Regions from separate parts of the Mus musculus genome. Here region 2 is linked to region 1. The links are chromatin loops, found by intact Hi-C in ENCODE. Cell type or tissue: heart. All regions are shown on one strand. Links, peaks and the distances in the headings refer to the core of each region. The heading gives the core; the rest is flanking DNA.

Region 1 (3,744 bases), core at 681-3,180:
AGGCCCTGAGAGAAGCAGGGATAAGTGGAGTAGAGACCAAAGTGGCCGTGGCTTCATTTCCATCCTCCTACAGTATGGTTGCTTCTCTTCATGGAGCTAGTGTCTGTAGTCCTAAGGTACAAAATGTGTGTGTTCTGGTGGTCCCTCATAAGGCATTGCCTTCTGATGTCTAGAAACATTTGAGGAGGCCCATAGCAGTACCTAGCACCAGGGTCCAGGAGCGGAGCTGGTGTGGGGTCCCCTAAGTGCTAGCTCTGTTCTGCCCTCTGTAAAGGTAGCACTCATCTCATTGATTTTTCTTTGGCTCTTAAAACTCTCAGATGGCTCCATCTCCTGCTGCTCTTTGTAGGGCTGAAACTATGCATCTGATTCCATTTTTGTACCCTGCTGTGGCTGGAGTAGAGGGAAGAGATTGAGTGAGGATAGATATGCAGTCCTGCTGGGACATTCCTTCAGCTAGGATAAATGGCCTAGGGAAACCAGTCCAAGCATCATGGGCCACCTACAGCAACCACACCCCCTCTAAGCACTGTCTCCTCCCCAGCCTGAGTCCCATCAGGCAGGTCCTCCCTAGTGTATGCTTTGTCCAGCATCGTTGAAAGGGTGATCTATTTTGTTTGTGAAAAGCTGATTATCATAGATAAATAAATCTAATTAGTCTCATTTGCTGACACACAAGCCTTTAATTGAGAGCGGAATAATTTGCATATGCAAATGACACAGCTAGGCACCCCCTCCCCACACTCCAGACTTAACCTGATTCCTCCAGAGACAAATAATTCTGTTTCGGGAGAGAATATGATGTATTAATTCACACGCAAACAGCTTCATTTAGAATCAGTGGCTGTGTTTGTTTACATGAAGTGATGGCTGGTGTAAGCTTGTTGAAGAAACAAATGACTCTAAGGGAAATCTCCGTGAGCTTCCCACTGTGGGGTGGTCCCTGAATTAGGGGCTTTTTTAGTCCTCAGGGTGGCAGCTACCAGCACAGAGTCATGGTCATGGTCTCACTTTGCTGGAAGCTCTGGCCCCCTGGTAGACCAGGTGAGTACCAACAGGCCCTGTCTCTCTGGTGTTTGTTCCCTGCCCATATCCTGGTGGCAACTGATGGGGCAGGTACAGCCACTGCCTGGCAAGTTGGTGGTCATTGATGGCTTACAATGAGGCTCCACATGTGGCTAGTGTTTTCCCTAAGGTTGTGAGCAGCAGATCGTGGAGTTTGCCAGCAGTGGCTGGTCCTTGGAAGTTGAATGCTCAGTTCTGGGGAAGGCTGAGCCACTGGGCCCCAACTATTGACTTCATACAGCTTGTGGCCAGGGTCAGCTGCCTCTCCTTCTTTAACGGCCTCCTGCACCAGCAACTCGAGACAAGCCTGAGGTGTTGGGCCCCATGGAGGAGCCCCCTACCCCTGCTCTTGGTTAAACCCACAGATTCCAGGAACACAAGTGACAGAGGTACCCTCCATGTCTTGTTTATAGGGCTATGGCCTGCAAGAGTACTTTGGGGGCCTTGGCTAGTGATGTGAGAATAAAGACCTACATCTCTAGCAGGGCCAGTGTCTAAGTGCTAGGTGCCCGTCGTCCCTGGGCAGTGGGTGGCATAGCCTTTTGTGTGTGTTTTCTCCTTCCCTAGGCCTGGGGGTGGGGGTGGGGGTGTGGTCACATGGGCTGTTCTAAGGAGGCCTAGTGTGAGGAATTTGGCTCCTGTGGAAGAAGGATGATGGCATTCCCTGCCTACTTGAGGGCCCTTCAGGCTGTCTGTCACCCTAGCAACTGACTCATGAAGCAAGGGATCTGATGCTGCCCTAGATGGGTTCTGTGGTCCCCTCCCTTTCCTTTCTGGGCTAGGCTAGTCAGCAGAGGGCAGCAGTGGGCCAGATGCTGGCTTTGAGGAAGGGATTTGTGAGCCTGGAGAGAAGTTATGCCCTAAATTTTGGGGTCTTTGTGTGTTCCCCAAAGCCCTGTAAGGAATGATCACAGGTGGGTGATCGCCATTAACTGTTGTGCTTACATGGATGAGAAAGATCATCACCATAACAGCAGTGGGCCTGGCACATGGGAGGGTCCTACCTTTGGCTGGTAGAGAGCTCATTACTAGCCCCAGTCTCTGAAGACAAGGTCTCTGTCCATCCTTGGCCTCAGATCATGATGAGCCCAAAATGGAATCAGCCGTTAGGATTCCCAGTTCTCACTCTCTCCTTTATCTACTGGCTCAGTGATTCATTCATTCACTAATTTGTTCACATACTCATTTGTACACTGGTTCATCCACACAATCATTCATTCATTCAACACACACCAGCAGGGACGTGTATCTTTCTGACCCCTTGAAGGAAGTATTGGTGGTTTTTAAAACCAGGATTCCAGCTCTGCACCTGCCCAAGCCATCTTGCAAGGCTATAGCTACAATGTTACAAGGCTATAGCTACAATGTTTCCTTTGACTTCAGTCTCTGGCTCATTTATTCTCTGAAGTTTTTTTCCTGTGCCTTGTGTTTGACCTCCATCATTACCGGAAGAGAAAACATCCCATAGCGTTGTCCAGCTCAAGGACGTCATTGGTTACCCACACTAAGCATGTTCTCATGAGGATGCCAATGGCTCTAACATTCTGACTATGCTTGACATCATGATTGGGACAGAGTTCTTGTACAGCTTATCAGGACCTGGAAGCTACCTGAAATATGGGCTTGGACCCAACCCTTGTCTGTGTCCCAGCCCTCATGGACCTTTGGGAGTGAGGACAGAGTGCTGTGTGCACACATATGCATGCATGTCTATGCTGTGTGCACATACTCTGTGCATATCCTTATACACATTGGCAGGGCCTGGTCCTGGGGTCCCTAGTGTGGGAGGCCAGACTGTTAGAATTGAGCCACAGAAACCAGGCTGTGGCCAGCTTAGTGACCTGTCTACATCCTCAGCCTCCCTTGTTTTCCACAAGAAATTCAGTAGACCACACCCCATGTCAGGACCACCACTGGTGGTGGTACCCTCTCCATTGTAACTGAAAATGGAACCGATAGGCTCGTCCACACCTTGGTGTTGAAGCTAGGTATGCATCTACAAGGTTTTAGAGAGCAGGAGGGCATTCATGTGCCTACTGTGCTCAACTCCTTTCCTCTTAGGCAGAAACTGTTTTAGGGAGGGTGTGGAGCCAGACCAAAGTGATTCAGTTGTTCAGACGGAGGTATGCTTCCCTCCTCCAGGACAGACACAGTCTTGAGTACGGATGCAACAAGTGTGTGCACCTGGGGTGTGGTGAGCAAGAAGGACACACTCAGTATAACTAAAGTTATATTTTATGCTGAGGGTCATCACACAATGTTCACACTCTGAATTCCTAACTGTGGTTCTTCCCAAGGCTGCTTTCCTCTTAGCTGAAGGTCAGGTCCAGTCTCTAACAGTAGTTCCTGATTTGAGGGTCAAGATCCTGGGAGAGACTCTTCAGCCACAGGGCAGATCAAGGTGGCATCTCTCCAAATGTGCAGAACAGAGCATTGCTTTTGGTCTCTCTTATATAATGTCCAGTGGGCAACATGGGGTTCTAGGACTGTGTCTGGTTACCTTGAATAATCAACACCACTGGGTTCAGGTTATCAGGTGCAGCCTTGGATATACTGGGGTTCCTGACAAAGCTATTTTTATATGTCTAAAAGGCATTAAAAAAAAACAAGGCAAACTTTTGCAGCTTATGGAAACACTGTCCTGGTCTTTCTTTCTGGGTGGGTTCTGCTCCAATGAGG
Region 2 (3,744 bases), core at 849-3,348, 160 kb after region 1:
TTGCAGCCTTCAACTGCTTAGCACCACTGTGGGGATCAGCCTTGGTCAGATGGCCTTGTGCGGTCCTCTTATAGCCTAATCTCCACCCACTTGTCTTGTTGCCCTTAGGGTAGGTTTGAGTCCATTGCTGACTATCCCAGGCCCCCCTGGTCCCACTGACTCCTTTCTCAGCTTTCCCATAGGCACCAACTCCTCTACCCACTAACTCTCCAGAGCCCTCAGGGTCTCATCCTGTGGGTCCTCTATCCCTTCACAGATTTCACAACACTCCTATCTTTCCTGTGCAAACCAGCCCTAGGCTCCTGGGTTGTATTGGGTATCAAGGGCTGGCTATTAACAAGTCTGAAGTCATGGCTCCTACACTCATGTCAACTAGCCTTCCTGATCCTCCTGACCTCTAGAAATCTTTCCTCTCCCTTCAGCAGGGATCCGGCATCCTGTTTCTCTCTCAGCTCCTGGACAGGGAAAGGTGCAGCTACCACACCTCAGCCATTCTTCCTCCCAGGCTCTCTGGGACAGGAGGATTCATTCTAATGTCCTTCCCTGGGCTTTTTCTCACATTGAGACTCCTGTACACATGCAAGCCAGCCTATATATGTGTATGCAGTGTTACTGTTATCTGGATCTACAAATCTCCAGCTGCTAGCGTCTATCACATATCCTCCCATGGCTGGCTCTGAAAGGGGTCAGCCTAGTCTAAGCAACCTATAGAGAATAAAAAAGACCAACAAAGTCCCACCAATCTGTCATTAGCGTTTTTCTCAGGAAGGCTGTCAGCTTCACTGGAGCTGAGGTCACAAAGAATTAAAAACACCCTTACAATGCAGGGAAAGTGTGCCTGGTATCTGAGGAGCACAGAGGCAGCTTGCTTTCTATACTGCAGGTTGTGGACTGTCTGCTCTCCAATGTCCGGCTTTCAACAGATTTAATACATTCTCTCTGCTGTGTCCATCATTTAATATTGGGTTTCTGTCTCTAGCAACTAGAATCAAGAAAGACTCCCATCTAAGACAGGAATGGGAGGAGCTAAGGCACAGGGAGTATTTGGGTCCTGGCCATCACAATCTGGAGATGTGAGCCACAAAGCCTGCAATCTGAGGAGATGGGCAGCCCTGGCACATTCTTAGCAACCAGATGTGACTCAACATGGCTGTGAGATCCTTGGGTTAGAATGGAAGGACGATCCAAGACTCCCCTCCAAGGACAGTTGCACTTCTGAAGCCTGTATGGCTTCTTGACCTTATGGTGTCACCTGCTCTGTCTGGCATTCCTCTAGTTCCCTCTATCCCAACTCCAGGCCTCCCTGAACACTGTAAGACTGCAGCTGACAGACTGGATTCTACCAGGCCCTTCTCAATATCAAGGCCCCTCCCACCATCCAAAGTCCAGAGATCTCACTGCAGCAGCCTTCCTTATCTGGGTGGACCTGAGCCAGCTCACATTCTTCTCTCCTGATTCAGGAAGGATTTGAAGGTAGTAGGCAGAAGAAACAAAACAGGAAAGCAAAGTCTTCAATGGGGGTGTACAATGGCTAATCCCTGCTATCTAGCCTCAGCTTCACTTAAAAAAAAAAAAAGTAAAATCTTCTCTGGAAGGTGGCACAGCTCTGCTGAGCACATGGTAAAGAGAAAGGGAGACATGGCAAGAAGTGGAACTGCACTAGGCACTGGGAATGATCTGGCTCTCCAGGCTATGTAGTGAGTTCCTAGGAGAAAGGAGGAGCTGATGCAGTAGGTACGTTGTCAGCTGGAGATCAACCTCAACCGACTCAACCCTGCTCATCAGAGGAGGAGTGGGTGCTCGTGCCGTCGGCTAAGGTCTGGTGTGTGTGCTCCTCTGACCAGAGAGGCCTGTTTTCTGGAGAGAGGTGCTAAATGCCATGAGCACCCAGAAGGCCCATAGAGGATGGAGTATGGGCACTGGGTTTCCAACTCGTCACAAGGGCTGAACATGACCCACAAAGGCCTTGTGTTGTCTGTATTGTCTATTTCAGGGTGTTAGCCGGACGGTACACTTGCAATTTGGGATAGTAAATAACAGGTCCAGTAGTGAGGGTTCAGGATCACCCACCATTTTGCTTTTGTGAACTCGGAATTCTTCAACAGGCCTCACACCAGAGGGCTTAGCTTTGCCTTCTGACTGGAAGGCCAGCTCAGGCCAAGCAGGCTGTTTACTACGGCCTCTTGTTACCAGGAACTTTTTTTATCACTGTTTACTCCAATTATCACACAAGGCAAGAGCTTTCCTTCCAGGTCTGGAATCCAGGTTACTTGCACACAGTCAGTCCTCCTTGCATCAGCTCTTTGCATCCAACCCTGGGTGGCCTGCCAGAACTATCTAGCTCTTCCACGGCGATATTTTCCTTCACAGACTTTCAGGAGACTGGAAGATGGGGCTGTTTCTGATGAATCCCCAAGTAGGCTGGCCTGCCCCCTGGAGGCCAGTCAGGGAAGCACCCTGACTGAACGCTGGTGATTAACATCTAAGGTCAAGGAGCTCAATGCTCTGTGGAGAATGTTCTCAGGGTGAGCTTAAACTCAAGGGCTTTCACATCTGAGCTGGTCGATTCAAGCGCTGGTGCTTCCTGGAGCAGTGTGTTAGGGTTACTACTGCTGTGATCAGGAACGTGGAGGCAGGAGCTGATGCAGAGGCTATGGAGGATGCTGCTGACTAGCCTACACCCAGTAGCTTGCTCAGCCTGCTTCTTATAGAACCTAGGACCACCACTTACAATCTCAGCCCTTCCGTATCAGTCACTGATTAACACACTACATGCTTGCTTAATTTACAGCCTGATCTTTCTAGAGCAGCGGTTCTCAGTCCGTGGATTGAGACTCCTTTGGGGTTGCATATCAAATGTTTACATTATGATTCTTCTAAAAAAATGATTCTTTTAAAAAAAGATTTATTTATTTATGTATTTATTTATTATTAAATAAATACACTGTCCACTGTAGCTATCTTCAAACACACCAAAAGAGGGCACCCAATCTCATTACAGATGGTTGTGAGCCACCATGTGGTTGCTGGGAATTGAACTCAGGACCTCTGGAGGAGCAGTCCATGCTTTTAACTGCTGAGCCATCTTGCCAGCACTACATTACAATTTTTAACAGTAGCAAAATTAGTTATGAAGTAGCAAAAAAGTAATTTCATGGTTGGGGGGGTCACCACAACATGAGGAACTGTATTAAAGGGTCACAGCATTAGGAAGGTCTCAACCACTGCTCCAGAGGCATTTTTACAATTGAGGTTCCCCCACCCCCCTTTTTTTTTTTCGAGACAGGGTTTCTCTGTATAGCCCTGGCTGTCCTGGAACTCACTTTGTAGACCAGGCTGGCTTTGAAATCTGCCTCCTTCTGCCTCCCAAGTGCTGGGATTAAAGGCGTGTGCCATCACTGCCCAGCTGAGATGTCTTAATCAAGGTGAGTAAAGGCTGAGAACCACAAACTACGCTGGCCAAGATGCTTCCAGATGAGCTATAGGTCCGGTCTGCTTGCTCTTACCTGCCAAGCAGCGTTTCAGCCAGCTTGACCTGAAGGCTATGGGTGGGAGAGAAGCCCAGATCTGCACTTCTGTCTGCCACAGAACCCTGAAATGTTAGTCCCACGCCCTAGGTTGTGTCTTGGGTAGCTGTGCAATGTATACATAGATAGCATGGCCTGTTTTACACAATGGTCCTGAAGAAGCATCTGCCCTCAGCACAAGCCATAACTATTATCTCTATATAGATGAAGTGTGGTG

The links. Peaks named below come from ENCODE experiments on the same cell type or tissue, not always from the same donor. Only the 100,000 strongest peaks of a DNase experiment are listed, where the experiment ranks them.
Region 2: a loop joins it to region 1, with 2.7 times the contacts of the local background. A loop is called at or near these places in 3 of 42 quality-filtered maps.

Annotation. Positions count from the first base shown.
Region 1 is chr2:180,804,347-180,808,090 of GRCm38, forward strand. No RefSeq gene overlaps it. Among named protein-coding and RNA genes, the nearest start is that of Gm14340, 19 kb to the right of the region's middle. In heart, for the core only: a CTCF peak has its summit at 1,862 (motif pointing right); no DNase peak of the experiment used is centred there; H3K27me3 peaks cover 1,591 bases.
Region 2 is chr2:180,961,733-180,965,476 of GRCm38, forward strand. No RefSeq gene overlaps it. Among named protein-coding and RNA genes, the nearest start is that of Arfgap1, 3.6 kb to the right of the region's middle. In heart, for the core only: no CTCF peak of the experiment used is centred there; a DNase peak (open chromatin) is centred at 2,410; H3K27ac peaks cover 1,031 bases.